2 separate regions of the Mus musculus genome follow, and region 2 is linked to region 1. A link is a loop called in an ENCODE intact Hi-C map of the cell type or tissue named here. Cell type or tissue: left cerebral cortex. All regions are shown on one strand.

Region 1 (8,000 bases):
TGTGTATATTTGTGTGTGTGTGTGTGTGTGTGTGTGTGTGTGTGTGTGTGTGCATGCACATGTCTATTCCCAACGGCTTTACTGAGGGGTGGGAAGTGAAGATCTGCTCATTTCATGTCCCAGCCATTGAGTTTTACTTGGGTGACACACCGGTGAAGGAACAAGGGGCTGATGTGATCACTCCCTCCACCAACTTGGTTTGGTTTGTTGGTTTCTTATTTTTCTAACGGGAAGGCATTTCTCAGGGGCTGCAGCTGGCTGCCTCCAAAGCCAAAGCTAAGCGACCCATTGTATCTCTCCTGCCGTTCTCTTTCCATCTGAACCAGAAGCAGCTGAGTCTTTCAGGACCCCAGAAGCCCTTAGCAACCCATTTCATGTTTCCTTGATCCTTCATTTCTTCATCCTTGATCATTTTACCACTGTCCTGGCTGGTTTCGTCAATTTGACACAAGCTAGTCACTTGAAGGAAGGAACATCCACTGGAAAATGCCCCTAACAGATGGGCCTGTGGACAAGCTCCTGAGGCAGTTTCTTGATTAATAGTTGGTGTGGTCAGTGCTACCCCTTGACTGTTAGTCCTGGGTTGTATAAGAAGGCAGGCTGAGCAAGCCATGGGGAGCAAGCCAGTAAGAACATTCCTTCATGGCCCCTGCTTCCTGGCTCCTGCCAGAGTGAAGGAAATAGGGACTGGAGGGAAGGCATATGCATGGAAGAGGGTTTGGAAATGGGAAAGCATGGGGTATGTTTAGGAGGACGACAGCATATACATCTGCTTGTGGGAAGCCTACAAATCTATAAATACAAGCCAGAGTCACATTATATAGGACATTGAATGTCAGCTATGATTTTAACTCATCTCTAGACAGGCAGGTTAACCTTCTCTCCACTCGGAAGGCATTTAAATAATGGAGACCAGACTCAGCTCTCTCTTGACAAGATGCATATATTATGCCCAGAGAAATTTCCCAACATGACCCACAAGCAAGTGGGTGGTTGTGCTAGATCAGGTCTCACCCAGTTCTAGAATTGTAACATTTGGTGGTCTCTGGGGGCTATGAACATAAACTCTGCCTTCTGGTTCCATGGATGTCTAGAGCTTTTATTGCTCCTGAGTGAAAGTTCTGGCGTCTCTGAGAAGGGCTAGGAGCAGGGTTTGCTTGGAATGTGTTCCTCCGGGATATAGGGAGTGAGTACCATTTGTGGCACAGGGCACAGACCTTTCAGATAGGTGGTTCTGCCTGGGTTTCAAACACTGGGTAGTCTGGTCTATGTCACCCACACAGTGGTGGGAAACAGGTAGTATGTCCCATTCTGTGTAACTCTTGTTTATTTTACTCTAAGCAGTCCCACAGAGGAAACAGAGAGCCCAGGCAGACTTTGAGATGAGCTGAAGAAGTCTGACAGTATTTCTGACTCTCTACCTGATTTCTGTTCCAGAGGTGACTCTCTAGACTCCTGGAGCCAGTGGTGCCATGGACACAAAGCATCTGTTTGCGTAGAAATCCTGCAGTGGTGTGGAGGAGAATAGAAGAGGGAGGACTTGCAGACAGCTACACTCACTGCATTTCTAAGTCAGATGAGCATGTGAGGGGGCCTGATAGAGTAGTGACAGGTGAGACTATAACTGCCACGGGAACAGGGGGAACAGGGGTTAAGAGTCGCCAGTCCCATTCAGTAGATACGATTAACCATGTCTCCCTCCAGCTCTGTTCAGAGTTGGGCACTGAGCAAGCTACAACGGGGGCAATTCTCCATCACTCAGTTAAACTGTGTGACCTTTGACGTCCTCTCTGCCTCAACTATATTCTACTTCTTTGATTTAGTAAACTTCACTACCTGAGCTCTCAGCATGTTAAAGATTCGAAAAAGCCAAGGGGTTTGGGGGTAAAACTCTAAACGTTCTGGAGACAAAATGATTTAATATTAGAAAACTGAAAAAAAAATATTTTATATAGAAGCTTGATAAGTTCAATTATAATACAACCTTTCTGAATTTCTTTGATTATATAAAGAAGAAAATATTTCCAGAGACAAATACAAAGAGTTTGAAGTAGAAATGGAGGAATAGAGTCAAAAGTGATATATTTTTGAGTCTACCCAATTCTCCCTTCCACAAGTTCTTCCCCACCCCTTCCCAGATCTAACTGGGTCCCATACCCACTGTCTCAGCTTACTTTGGCTACCCCAGGCTGCTCCAAAACCAACCTTTAGGTGTCTGCCAGGACCCAGCCTGCCCTGCCCTCTCCTGAACCTCCCCACCCAGTCAGGTCCCACACATCCTTCTGCAGAGTCTAGCCCCTCCCCCTCATCAAGGAAATTTCTCTTGGAGACATAGACCAAGACAGAAAACCACAACCAGTCAAAATGCAGAGTTGTGGAGCCGAGTCCCCAATGACATAATGACGACACAAGTCCTGGACCTGGGGAACATTTTGGAAGAAGGAGCAGAAAGATCGTAGGAACCAGAGAAACAGAAAGTCTGCTATGAGATTGGGCCTCCTAGGAATATCAGAAGCCTTATCCGTAAGGTGTCGCCAGCATGGCTGCCAAACCTTGAGTTTAACAGGGATGATACTTATAGACACATGGATGGGAGAAAGCTCATGAGGTCTCAGCCGTACTCGGAGAAAAACCGCTAGAGTCTAAGGAATGCTACGAACAGGAGAAACAGTTTTCCTCAGGGAAGAGCATGCCAACCGGTTATCTCACCACAAGCAGTGAGCCTGAAAGCATGGACACACAAGTAACACCGTTCAGACTATGTAGGCTGTGTTTGCGGACTTAGGAACACACACACACACTTACTATGTAAAAATAAAAGAGAGGAAGAGATTCTATGGGAGGGTTTTCAGGGAGAAGGGGAAGGGGAAATATGTAATTATAATCTCAAAAATTAAAAGAAGTAATAATCTTACAAAGAGTAAGACACTCCCCCCAATGATATATTTAACCGCATGCTAAAATCACAGGAACACGATGGCAAATGGAAACATCTGTAATCTAAGTCAGCCTGTTCGATGCTTTTAGAACCCTACTCTGCTCCGTAGATGCAGTCCTTGTTGTTGGCCCCATCCAGCCTGGTTGCTTCTAACCTCTCATTGAAGTGCATCATACCAGTGACACCATTAGAAAATGATTCTTTCACTTCTTTTCCTCACTCTGGACTCCTTCAGCCACCAAGTCTGCCGACCGAGGCTTCTATGATATACTGATGTTTCTGCTTCTCAAAGCCATTACCAACTGTTTAGTCCAAACCCTTGCCATTACTTATCTGAACTATTGCCGTGGTCACTACACAAACCGTGTTCCCATACACTGGGTCTCTTTTAGCCCATGAGGGCACTGCAGTGAGATGTCCTTCCCTTCATGGTGCTTGTGTTTGAACGGCAGCGCTAGCTGATGAAAAAGCAACAAGGTGAGAGTCAATGATGGTACGTTCTAGAAGGCAAACGAGCTGTAACAGGAGAAAGAATGAGGAACACCGGGAACATAAGGAGAATGGCTACAGAGGACTCGTCCTGCTGAGGCCCAAGAGCAGCTGGGAATGGGGGCATGGGGTGAGGGAAGTTAGAACAAAGAGCAGAGAAACCAAGGGGCTTTGCGCAGGGTGATGGTAGAAGGGATCAGGAAAAGCAGCCAGAGTCAGGTTAACACAGACCTAATGATCCAATGGGGGTGACTCGGGAATGAAGAGGGTGTTCAGTGGGGAGGGGCTTGGGTGACTGATTGGATGGATCGTGGTGGTATTTATTATACTGAGAAAGAAGAAAGGCTTGGGACAGAGAGAAGGCCATGCCAGTGGAGTGGGGTTCTAATTTTGCAGCTCTCCCCCACCCCCCTCGTAGGCTAGAATGTTTCCATCCCTGAGTTCTGACCATGTCTCCTCCCTGCCGTAAACACGACTCAGAAAGTCTTGCCCTTTACCATAGTGTACATGGCTGCTTCTCACTTTGACGGAACATAACATTCCAGGGTCTCCTGTCTGCTTCATCATAGAGCTTTAAAACTGCCTCGCGCTCACCTCATTACACAGTGAACTCCGCTGTTAGGTGAAACTGAAATCAGGATTTTTATCGTCCTTGCCCTTGCAGTTTCCATGCGGGGCGCGCGATGGTACTTAGTAACATTGATGGGACAAAAGAGGGAGGGAAGGAAGAAAAGGGGGAAGGAGGAGGAAAAAGAGAGAGAGAGAGGGAGAGGGAGAGGGAGAGGGAGAGGGAGAGGGGAGGGAGGAGAGGAGAGAGGGAAGGAGGGCGAGGAAGGGAAAGACTGTTCTCTTGGTGAGAACCCTCCTTGGAGAATGTAGCCTTTAGCATCTGTGCCATCCATCCCCATCCTCTTCTGAGCACTTGTGGAGACAGAAACCTCAGATGGAATGTGAAGAGCGCCATCTAGAGGTCAGAAGACTCAAGACGGGACCTATTCGGAAATTGAAAAGCAGGCAAAGCAAGAGCTTACCTACAGCAATTGTTAAGCCCATCCGTGGTAACGTTATCCAGAATATGGTTCACACGTGTTTCTCACGTGCCCAGTGGGAAAACCCAGAACAGCAACAAAAGTACTGAATGACCCGGAAGGTGAATTTATTAATATAAATATGGTTGCTCTGACAGCAGAGCCCCTGGGTTTTCTACTTCACGTGGGCAGACTTCGCGGAAGCTCCGCTTCTTCCATATCAGTTGTAGTCCATTAGTGGCCAGGTGCTACTCTGTGCCGAGAAGCCAATCGCTTCTATTACCTGGCTTGCAGGAACATCTGTGAGGGAGGCAGAATTGGCCTGGCTGAGGGCTTGCACACTGCAGTAGGGATGGGAGCAGGGGCTGATGCAGGTCCGTGACAAGGCAGCTTCTTGTCTGATTGAACCTAATAGGCCCAGGCACCGCACAGAAGCCATCAGCAGCTCTGCTGGTTAGCTGCGAATTGCCCACCAGAATTGCTCTCTGCTCCAGAGTGGCTTTCTTTTACAATTTAACAAAGGGTGGAGAAAATTGTGGGGCAGTGACTGCAATTTACACGTTGAGCCTATGCCTGCAGAGATCACTGTAAGGATATTTTTATCTTCTTGTTTTTGTTTGAGTACTACGGACTCAGGTACAGGTAGGTTTGGTTTGGCTATGGAGGTCAATATTCTGTTTCCTTATTTATAAGAAGGTCCTGCTATGCTGTGCTTTGTGGCTCAGTTAAAAACACTATACAGCAACCGGAGAGATGGCTCAGTGGTTAAGAGCACTGACTGCTCTTCCAAAGGCCCTGAGTTCAATTTTTTAAAAAAAGAACACTATAACACTATATAGTGTTTTGCAGATGTGGAAGACTAGAATAGAGGTAAAGAGACTGAATTTTTCCCAACTATATGATCTCAGCTAAGTTACAAGATTGCCTGAATACTGCCTCTACCCCCACCCCATCCCTCCACCACCCACTTTCTCTTCCTCATCCTTTGTTTGGTTTCGTTGTTGTTGTTTTGCTTTGGAGGAGTTGTTTTTTGTTTTGTTTTGTTCTGCTTTGTTTTGTTTTGAGTTGGAGCCTCACCATATAACCCAGGCTAACCTCAAAGTTGTCATCCTCCTGCTTCAGCCTCCTCAGCCCTGGAGGGAGCCTCTATACCCGGCTCTGAACCCTGTATTTCTAAAACTTGAGAGAAGGGAAGGTTTTGCCAATCTCTATAAACAAACACTGTAAAGAAACCATGCAGAGAAAAAAAAACCACTTGCTACTTTAAAGAGAAAATTATCGAAGTATAATTTGTACACAATGAAACCCATACATCTTTACGTGGTCCAGAGGATCTTGGGAAACATAAACAGTTGTGCAACTCACACTCAATCAAAACAGATCCTTCACCCCAGGAGTGACCCGAGGCCCCTCCACAGTCAGCAACTCCAGCCACAGCCAGATGCAGTCTGCCTCTCATTCTGCAGCCATAGGTGGCTCTCTCTGTTTCAGGACTTGACACAAATGGAATGGCATGGCTGATGCTCCTGTACCTTTCCCTCAGTGTTTTGTGTGGTTTGCCCATACTGTTACGGGTGTCCATGACTCTTAGTTGCTGGAGCTATTCCATTCTTTTTCCACTCTCCGCTTTAAGAGCACATGTTACTGAGTTTTAATAAGTGTGTCTGCCCCGTTTTCACAGCCACAAGCAGATAGCACGTTCCCGTGGGCTCCCAAACTTCCCTGGAGCTCCATCCCACCAGTGAGCTTGAGGATCCGCCCGTTTCTACCCCAAACGCCCACCGAGTTACAGATGCTCACCCACCCACCCCACCCCCAGCTCATACATGGCTGCTGGGGTCTGAATTCAGGTTTTCATGCTTGGTGGGCAGCTACTCCATCCGCTGATCCATCTCCCTGCCCACCCCTCATATTAATTTTTGTCTAGATTGCTAGATTTAACTTACTAGTAGTTTGTCAAGAACACTTGCATCTATATTAGGAAATGCCACTGATGGATAGCTTTCTAGTGATAACTTAGGCTTTGGCGTCTGGGTAATGCTGGGTTCATAAACGGTGTCAGGGAGTCTCCAGGGTGGGCTTTTTTGGTCAGGTTTACACAAGCTAGAGTTAGCTGGGATGAGAGACCTCAGTTGAGAAAATGCCTCCATCAGATTGCCTTTAGGGAACTGCAGTTCCCTGTGCTAATAGTCCTCAGAACACTCATAGGGAGTAGCACTGTTAGGAGGTGTGGCCTTGTCAAAGTAGGTGTGGCCTTGTTGGACTGAGAATGTCACTTCGGGCAGACTGAGGCTTCCGAAGCTCAAGTCATTCTTTCTTCCTGCTGCCTGCCAGTCAAGATGTAGAACTCTTGGCTTCTTCCCCAGCACCACATTAGCCTATGTGCCACCATACTTGACATGGCAACATGTCGTGCCACGTCATGATGACAATGGGCCAAACTTCTGAACTATAAGCTAGCTACAAATAAATGTTTTCCTTTGTAAGAGTTACTGTGGTCATGGTGCCTCTTCACAGCAATAGAAACCCTAACTAAGACAGGCATTTTTCTTAATTAACCTTTGATATGGAAGGGCCCAGTACATTGAATGCAGGAGCTGAAGCAGAGACTATGGAGAAACCCTGCTTACTCGAGTACTTCCTCTGGCGTCATCATGCACCTTGCCCAAGCGCACATGCCCAGAGGTGGTACCACCCACAGTGGCAACTGGCAATCAAGCAAATGCCCACAGACATGCCCATGGGACAGTCTGATGGAGGTGATTTTTTTAACTGGGGTTTCTTCTTCCCAGATGTGTCAAGTTGACAAAACTAACCATCTCGGTGGACTTTGTGCATTTATGTTTTGTTTGTTTGTTTGGTTGGTTGGTTGTTGGTTTTTTTTTTTTTTTTTTTTGAGACAGGGTTTCTCTGTGTAGCCCTGGCTGTCCTGGAACTCACTCTGTAGACCAGGCTGGCCTCGAACTCAGAAATCTGCTTGTCTCTGCCTCCCAAGTGCTGGGATTAAAGGTGTGTGCCACCACTGCCCGGTGCATTCATGTTTTTAGGGCAACTCTTCATTTTTTTTTTTTTTTTTTAGCTCTTATCCTTGACCTTGGTGGTTTGTGCCTCACTGCCTGCCAAGCTAGCTCAATGGAGGCTTCTCCGCTGGAGCTTATTAGAAAAGCCTTTCTTCTTTCTATTGGGTCTTCTCTCTTCCCTGTCTGTTTTCCGTGCATTTGATGTAAGTTTTGATCTCATTCTTGCCCTTTCTTTCTGAGTACTTCAATTTTAATTTGCTTTCTTTTGTAGTCTTGCAAGACAGAGAATTAGATTACTAATTTAAGATATTCTAAATTATGATCAACTAAATAGCACTTCTCTGGGCAGCCTTTTTAGTTATAATTCACAAATGTTAGCACGTACATCTTCATTTGCACTAATTTTGAAGTGTTTTCTAATTCTTCTCTATCTCTATTTTGGCCATTGGTTTTGAGAAATTAGTTACTTTTAAACTCTTTGGAAATTTTTCTTAATATATTTATGTTTTGGTTTGTTTTTTTTTC
Region 2 (8,000 bases), 230 kb before region 1:
CGGAAAGCCCTCTGTGAAGCTGGACTCAGGCTACAGGACGAGTCACAGCAAATGTTCGCATAATATTTGTACTCTTGCCATCGGGTCAGCCTTGTTCAGAGCCCATTAAGTGTGCCATTCAACACAGCCTGTTCCGTTGAAGGCCTAGTGCAAGGGGAACGAGCTAATGGATCTTGGGGACCACTTGGCCACAGGACACATCAAACGCACACCATGACAAATGCTGAACCCCTTTATCATCCTCTGTCTTCGCACTTGTCACTAAACTCTCTCCAACAGCCTTCCATTCTGCCCTTCACAGTCACGGTGATGAAAGATTGAGAACTTGTCACAGTCTGATGTGTTCTGTCGCCTTGTTAAGCCCAGTTCCTGCTATGAACGAAGCACTAAAAGATGCCCAGTGAGGATCATGTGGATTAATTGAGATAATTAATTAAGCTAACTTGATAAGAGAATATTCTGATACTCATGCAAAAGAGACAGAAAAGGGCTGGCTTCTAATAGTCCTACTGTGTGTTTTTCATACATCATGGATTTTTCACAATCCCGGGAGGTGAGTCTTCAGGTAATTCTTGTATGTTTGTATGGGCATACATGTGTGTGTGTGTGTGTGTGTGCGCGCGCGTGCGCGCACGTGCACATGGAGGCCTGAGCCTCTACATTTTTACCTGCAACATTCAAGAGTAACACGGCTCCCCAAACTCTACCTTTCAATGATTTGTGAGTTTGTAATTAGGTGGGTGCACAGCAGGGACCAAATCTCAGATCCAAGAGTGTTCGAGGAGGGTCGGAGCATCACCTGTGATAGGTCACCATGCTTTCCTCAGGTCGCTGCAGAGCAACCTTAGTGGCCTAGATACCTCTGTGCCCCAGGCTGCCTTTGAGTTGGCATAGCAAACTCTTGCTGTAAAAACACAGCTCTCCATGTCCCTTTCCCATTCCAACAGGAGCTGTGTCTGTACTTGGGGAGAAGCCAAGCACAGTAAAAAGATTTCAACAGAGAACTGAGGAAACACCCCCACTGAGGTTCTCATAGCAACATAATCACGCACAACAGCAGCCTATTTCGGTGGGAGCCTGTTTCAGCTCCCCTCCTCCCCTGTTAGTCACAGAATGGATGAACAAGCAGAAGGAGTGTGGGGTGGGGACAGGGTTGGGTTGGAAGTCAAGAGGCTGGGGAGCTGGTTTACTGAAGCTCCTGCAGCTTGTCGAGGGACCTTAGACAATTGCCCCCTTCTCTTTCATCCGGAGTCCTTACCTGTAAGAGGACTGGACCAACGTGTGGGTGGGGAATCTTGCTATTCTAGTCTTATTTGATTGCATACGTACTAAGCCTCTTTTGATCCAGCATCTCAGAGCCTTATCTGAGAGAAGACGAGTAGGGGAAGAAAAGCAGGAGGTAAAAGTCATTTTTTAGATGCAGTTATGTCCCCTCCTCCATACTGTGTGTGGCAGGATGGCAGGATGGCAGGATGGGAGTGAAGAAGGATCAGGCATTGCCAAAGACTGCTCATTCATGCCCAACTCGAATTCAGGTCTGTGGTTTGAGAAGGTTGAGGGGAATTTACTCTTGTTTTGGGATTATCAGTGCGGTTAACCCAAGCTTCTTGCTATATTTTCTTTAATCCTTCTCATCTCCCTCCTCTTCCCGTTTTTTACTCCTCACCTCTGCTCACGGCCATGTCTCTTCTCTTTGCCTGAGGATCTTGGTCTGATAGAAGTATCTATCACCGTGAGCCGAGCTGGGTTTTGGCCCTTTTCCTCAATGAACCTGGGTTAGTTGAGGACAGTCACTCTTACACTTCTTGGCTATCAAAGGCTATGATCAGACTAAACAGGGCGATTGGTTTAAATAACTCAACTAAGGACTGAGATGAAGCGGGAAGAAAGCTCCTGGCACATCTGTGCGGTCCCTGACCTTGACCTGTGGGCCAGAAAGCCTGAAGGTTCAGCTTTCCCGGAGATAGCCAGCTACAGAGTCCTGAGTATGGCCTCCCTCCCCCATTGTTCTATCCCTCAATGCCTGACAGATGGCCCGAAAGAGAGAAAAAAAGCTCTCAAAGTGAAGACAGGAATGCATTGTATAAAAATTCACACCCCCCGCTGCCGCCCAAACTCTCCCTTAAAAAAGGATCGAGAGAATCCTAATGGGTACGTGACATCCTCACGGCTCTCTCCCATAAAAGGGACGTCAGGAGAGGGTGAAGGTGGGGGAGGGGCTGTAGGGGAGGGGGAGAGATGTGTGTCCCCCCGGGAGTGGGGGCTGACAGGCTAGACAGGGGTAGGGGAGCTAGACCGCGGACCCTTTTATTGATTTGTTCCTGGTTGTTTTCCCAAGCCACCTCAGGCAGCCACCTTCACTTCAACCCGGTCCTCCTGAGAGGGGTTTGAAGGCCTTCTGGTCTTGGGTCCTGAGGGTGAAGAAAAGCTAGATAGAGAGGACCTAGAGTTGAAGGAGTTGAGGACTTCCCCCTCCCATCCAGACACCCACCCTGTTCATGCCCCAAACAGTAATCCGCGCAGGAAGGATCCAGGAATCGACCGGGTGGGGGGGCTGGGGAGGGGTGAGGGGCGTAGACATTTGGTAACCGTGGCTGAGTCTTGTCCGGTGCTTGCCCTCGTTAGAAGGACTTGCACTGGGCTGAGACCCTCCAGCAGCCTCGTGGACGCCTGCTTCCCGGAGCCTGGCGCGCGGCCCCGCAGCGTGCGCGCAGCCCTAGCCCCCGCGCCAGGTGTGCGCCGCGCCAGGAGCGCAGCGGAGCGCAGGCGGCCCCCAGACCCCGCGGTCCCGGGCACGGGGGCGGGCTGGGGGTCTCCGCCGTCAGCGCCCCGCCACCCGCTCGCTCCCGCGCACCTCCCACCCCGCCCCCACTCACCGGCTCAGCCCCCGGGAGCGCCGAGCAGGACGCGTGTTGCTTCGCCCAGCGATCGGCAGAAGTTGGGAGAGTTGCCGTCCGCCTCCCGCCTGCCGGACTTCGGAGCCGCTGCCTCTGCCGGCGAGCCCGCGGGGCCGCCTCCCTCCCTCCCGCCCAGCCCGCCGCGCAGGGGAGAGGGGCGCGGAGGGGGTCGTGAGCGCGACCAGAACTTGCAAGTGTGCGAAGGGATGCGAGGCAGATGAAGAGCGAGGAAACGTGAACAAAGTGGCGACCGCAGGAGGGACTCCACAGAGCTCGATTGTCGCGGAGGACGCTCCGGGAGAGGGGCTGGCTGGGATTTTTTCCCCCCTCCTCTTGCATTCTTAGGCTCTCTTTTAAAGCCACATCAGCCGTCTCTCGTTCTTTACTATCTCGAATCCCCAAACCCTTGTTGGCTCTTATGGGCATGAAACACTCCTCCCGCTGCCTGCTCCTCCGGAGGAAAATGGCGGAGAATGCAGTCGAAAGCACCGAGGTAAGGAGGCGACCGGGCCGGGGTTTTCAGCGACCCTGCCTCCCACTGGGACCCCTGTGTGCCGCCGCTGCTTGCTGCCACCACCAACGCCGTGGTGCCAAACTTTCCCCATCCCGCTTGTCCCTGCCGAGAGAGAGAGAGAGAGAGAGAGAGAGAGAGAGAGAGAGAGAGAGAGAGAGAGAAGTGTAGGAGTGTGTGTGGGGGGCGACGGTGCACGTCTCAGTTCCTTTCCCCCTTGAAAATCTAAATTTTCAGCCCCATCACCCTCTCCTGCCACCCTCTGCTCCCTTCCTGTTCCCCTAAGTCCCAAACCTTGGGCAGCCCGGCTCCCCTGCCCCTGTGCACAGGATTCCGATAGTGATCCCGGATCCCGGCTTTACGAAGAGCTGGAGTGGGTTATATTAGGGCCAGGTTTGCTCCCTGCAGTGCACCGATTATCTCCCACCGCTACCTGGGCTTTACCCTTCAAGCTCGAGGTGGTCCCCAAGCTATGGGTCCCTGCAACACCGCGGAGAGCTCCCGGCCTTAGGGGGCCGACCTGGTGGCAGTACTAAGCACCTGCACCTGACCTCCCCCGCAGTCCCCAGTCCACAGCTGGGCCGGAGGTCTGCAGTCCTAGGGTGCTTAAGGCGCCGAGGGAGAGCGGAACCCTGGGAGGGCGCACCGACCGCGGCCCCATTCAGCACCAGGGACAGCGCCCGCGCCTGCCGCAGCTTAGCCCGCACAAGCAGCGGGGGTTGTGCGCCCTGGGCTGCAGCGCGAAACCGGTCTGCGGCCACTTGTCCCGCAGCAGCTTTTAAGGAGGCCGCTCTAGCTCCGCAAATGATACTCTTGCCCTCCGTCTTCGGCAGTCCTTACGGCCGCCCCGTATCTGCCCTTTCTCTACTCCGGAGTTGGCCTTGAGCTGCAGAGAGCCCAGCGGGTCTTTGCGTCCCGAGCAAGTGTGTTCTTTCGCCTCGCTCTGACCCAGCTGTCATCACAATGGGATTTTTCCCTGGTTTTGGGCACCTGTAGTCATGGAGGGGATCGGCATGGGCAGCCCCCTTACCTTCACAGAGGAACTGTGCGCCGAGGTGGGGGTGGAGTGGGGCGTGTGTGTGATCATCCCTTATTCGGTGGCAGGAAAAAGACACAGAGCAAACTCCGGGGCTCTATTAATAGCCCAGTGTCTGGTGGGGCTGCCGTACATTTCACATACGGTAACCCATATGCAGCGTGGGGCTGAGATGGGGGTGTGGCGCGGAGACTGTCCAGGCCTTGCGGGAAAGCAAAAACAACGTGAAGACCTTTCCCGGCCTTCTTTCCTAGAGGTCACAACTCATTCCCCGCCTCACGGTATAGGCAGCAAAGCTTAAGAATACCCATTCCTTGGACACTAGAGGCAGCATGCTTCTGGCAACTGTCGATTTTGAAACAAACACGATCTGGGGCTGGAAGATGAGGGGCATACAGCAGTTAATGTCTTCTCCTTGAGTTAGGGCAAAGCCATTCTGCATGTCGTTCCTTGGACCATCCTCTTCCCCACCCCAACCTGGGAGCAGAGTCTTTGAAACCGAGTAATAGCACCAGACGCTCAGCATTCCCCTCCCCCTCCGCCCTCTGATCGCCCACCCGCGGAACAGGTTTCTAAAAATAGCTTGGAGTCTCAAGGCCGCGCACTGGTGAAGTGTTGGGCCAGCCAGCTTGTAGCAGTCCCTGCAACCCAGTAGCTATAGCTCTTCCCTGCTTTTTCCCTATCCCACCTCATCTTCACTTGTCTTAAAAAAAAATAGAAAATAAAAATAAAAAAAGTTTTCGTGGGTCCTCGTCCACAATCACCCGGACTGGCGTGTGGGGTCTAGTGCAGACCCGGGCCACGTTCCGCAGTGTGCAGTGGCGGCTGCGGCTCTCTCCACCTCGGTGAGGGTTAAAGGCGTCCGGAGCAGGCAGAGCGACGCGCGACAGGCTATTTTTACTCGCTTCCCCCGCTGCTCTGAGCTCCCCCTTCTCAGCAGTCGCACATGCCAGCTCTGCTCAAGGCATCAATGAAAACAGCAGTAGAAGCGGTGGTGGCAGGGGCGGAGGGGGGGGGGGAGGACGACGGAGTGGGGAGGGAGGGAGGGAGGAAGAGAGAGAGAGAGAGAGAGAGAGAGAGAGAGAGAGAGAGAGAGAGAGAGAGAGAGAGAGAACCCAGCTGGTCTTAGACCCCTTAGATGACAATGAATCAAAGCGGAACATGGGAAGGTTCAGCTCTCAGCAACTTCCTTGGAGAAAGGATGCAACCCAGACTTGGTCAAACGTGCCCAGTGAGGCATACAGGCCTCGTGACTACTGCTTGGTTTTCCTCCAGGAACGGGCAGGCTGTTTTTGGAATAAGCTAAGAGCAAAGTGGTGCTTCCAAAGTGGGGTATTGAGGGGGTTGCATTGCCTGCACATCTTAGGGGTACCAAGAGCACACTTGTGGATGTGTGGAGTGTGTGGGCGGGGGGGGGGAGGGGCGGGAATGACAACGGTTGCTGTCCAGTCTCTAGCAGGTACTCACTCTGTACCCGGAAAAGTAGGTTTCTAAGACCCTAGTGGCCTGGCTTTTGCCCTCAAAGAGCTCACAAATTAGTGAACACAGTTGTGACTGGAGAGCCCGGTTACATCTTTCCCTGCGTCTTGCAGGTGGTAGCATACTACTTGTGTTCTGTGCTCATACTAAGGCTATGAGAGAAGCGAAGGTTAGTATTTGTTTCCCATTTTCTTGGAGACCACAGAGTAGCCTGAGGTCAGGCAGTGACTCCGGCCAGCTGGCGGGTTAAATCGGGCTTGGGGTATGGATTGCCCTCACTTTCAATCCATTGCTCTTTGCTCCACTCTTGCTATTTCTAGCAAGATGCCATGTGTGAATGGGAGTGCATGCGAGTGGGAGGAGACGATTGCTTTGGAAGGGAAAGGCAGTGGGGAGGGAAGGTGGGGAGGGGAGGCAGAGAGGATGGCAGTTATCAGGCAGGGGAGGGAGGTGGTGGTGCTGCTGGTGGTGGTGGTGGTAGCAGTGGTGGTAGTGGTGGTGGTGAGGCATGTAGTATTGAGACTGAGGCTGTGACTCTATATACTGTGACCACCATCTTCAGACCTGGAACAAGGTGAGATACTAGGGCATGGAGCCTCCTGTGTGAGGCGTTGTGGCTTGAGTACACCTTCCACCCCTTTGATTTTGGTCTCTTAAACTTGTTCATGAGCTGATTCAGTTTGTGGCCAATAATCTGTGTATGGTGTAGGGAAACATCAGGGCAGTCCCCGACCTCACTTCCTGCTCTGTCTTCCATCCCAGAATCTCCTAGGGCCACTTTTTTCTTTCGAGACAGGGTCTCCCATACCCCAGGCAAGCCTTGAGCTCCTTATCTTTCTGACTCTACTTTCTGAGTGCTTAGGCATGAGACCCCACTGCAGTGGGATTTACACAGTGCTGGAGATTAAACCCAGGGTTTTGTGAATGTTAGGCAAACTCTACCAACTGAGCTACATCTTCAGTGTGGTGCTGGGGCTTCCTGTGACATCTGTAGAGCCTCCACTCCCACTCTCTGCAGCCTACGCACATGCAGGCCCTTTATCTCCATGCTAGAACCTTAGCTCCCAGCATCTGGCCATGTCTGGTCCAGCCTCCCCATCCTTGCAGGGCTAGCTTTTGAAAGGACAAATCTGCTTGTGGTAGGTCAGCTCTCTGAAAACTTAGGAACTACCTCATTTCCTACAGGGTACTGGTGTCCTTAGCATAGTAAACAAGGCCCTTGAATACTTGCCCTATGGGAGACTCCAAGGCAGCCGAATGTATGCTGAATACTTTTGTGATCCTCCATCCATCTAAAATGCTTCTTCCCGTTCTCCTCTCTGGGGGAAAAAAGTCTTCCTCAACCTGCAAGATTCAAATCAAATGTTGCTTCCTCTGGGCAGCCTTCCCAGATCTCTCATTTAACCTCTCTCCCGAGGGAGAGTAATCCATGGATTCTTCTTAGGTATTTGTGCTGCCTGTCTCTGACTTTTCCTATCACGAGGTAATTGTCTTTTATATATGTTTATTTCTCCAATTGAATAGGCAACCTTGTTTCTTTTTCTTTTTCACTTGTCTTATTTTTAGCATGGTTTTTGCCACAAGGCAAATAATAACTGATTTGTGGGATTATAAGACATTTTTAAAGCCTTCTGACTTTCCAGAAATTGTAAGCACCTGTGTTTACTTACCGGGCCAAGGTCATCTGATATGACTGTAAGGGATTAAAGCAGGCAGGTTGGAGGAGCCACAGTAAGACTGAGGCTGTGACAATTTTACTGAGAGCAATCAGACTTTTTATAACAGAATATAATGGCAATTTCTAGGATCAATACAGTTATAGTTGCCAGGATACAATCATGCTTGCACACTTTACAGGGTACACAAAATTAAAGTCTAAGACCAATTGTTCTGTCAGGCTTCCATGCTTCCTTGACTTCTGGGGGAACATAGAGGAAAACAAAGTGGCCAAAACATGTCACTGACCAAGGACTGTGTCAGTCTCTCAGGAACTGGAAGGCACATTGTAGCCCAAGAGCAAGGGACCCCATGATGAGAAACCTATGGCTCTCAAGGCAGCTAGGTCACCATGGTTGCC

Evidence for each region. A loop is a pair of places that touch in the nucleus more often than their neighbours do. Peaks named below come from ENCODE experiments on the same cell type or tissue, not always from the same donor. Only the 100,000 strongest peaks of a DNase experiment are listed, where the experiment ranks them.
Region 2: it touches region 1 in a loop (2.8-fold over the local background); 3 of 42 quality-filtered maps call a loop at or near these places.

Annotation. Positions count from the first base shown.
Region 1 is chr6:127,538,554-127,546,553 of GRCm38, reverse strand. No RefSeq gene overlaps it. Among named protein-coding and RNA genes, the nearest start is that of Cracr2a, 19 kb to the left of the region's middle. In left cerebral cortex, a CTCF peak has its summit at 4,401 (motif pointing left); DNase peaks (open chromatin) are centred at 719 and 4,389.
Region 2 is chr6:127,764,063-127,772,062 of GRCm38, reverse strand. Prmt8 (protein arginine N-methyltransferase 8) reads left to right here and starts at 2,904. Exons shown (of 10, transcript NM_201371.2): 1 at 2,904-3,390. The coding sequence starts at 3,316. In left cerebral cortex, CTCF peaks have their summits at 3,922 and 4,763; DNase peaks (open chromatin) are centred at 5,694, 6,071, 6,252, 6,967 and 10 more places; H3K4me3 peaks cover 5,072 bases; H3K27ac peaks cover 4,521 bases.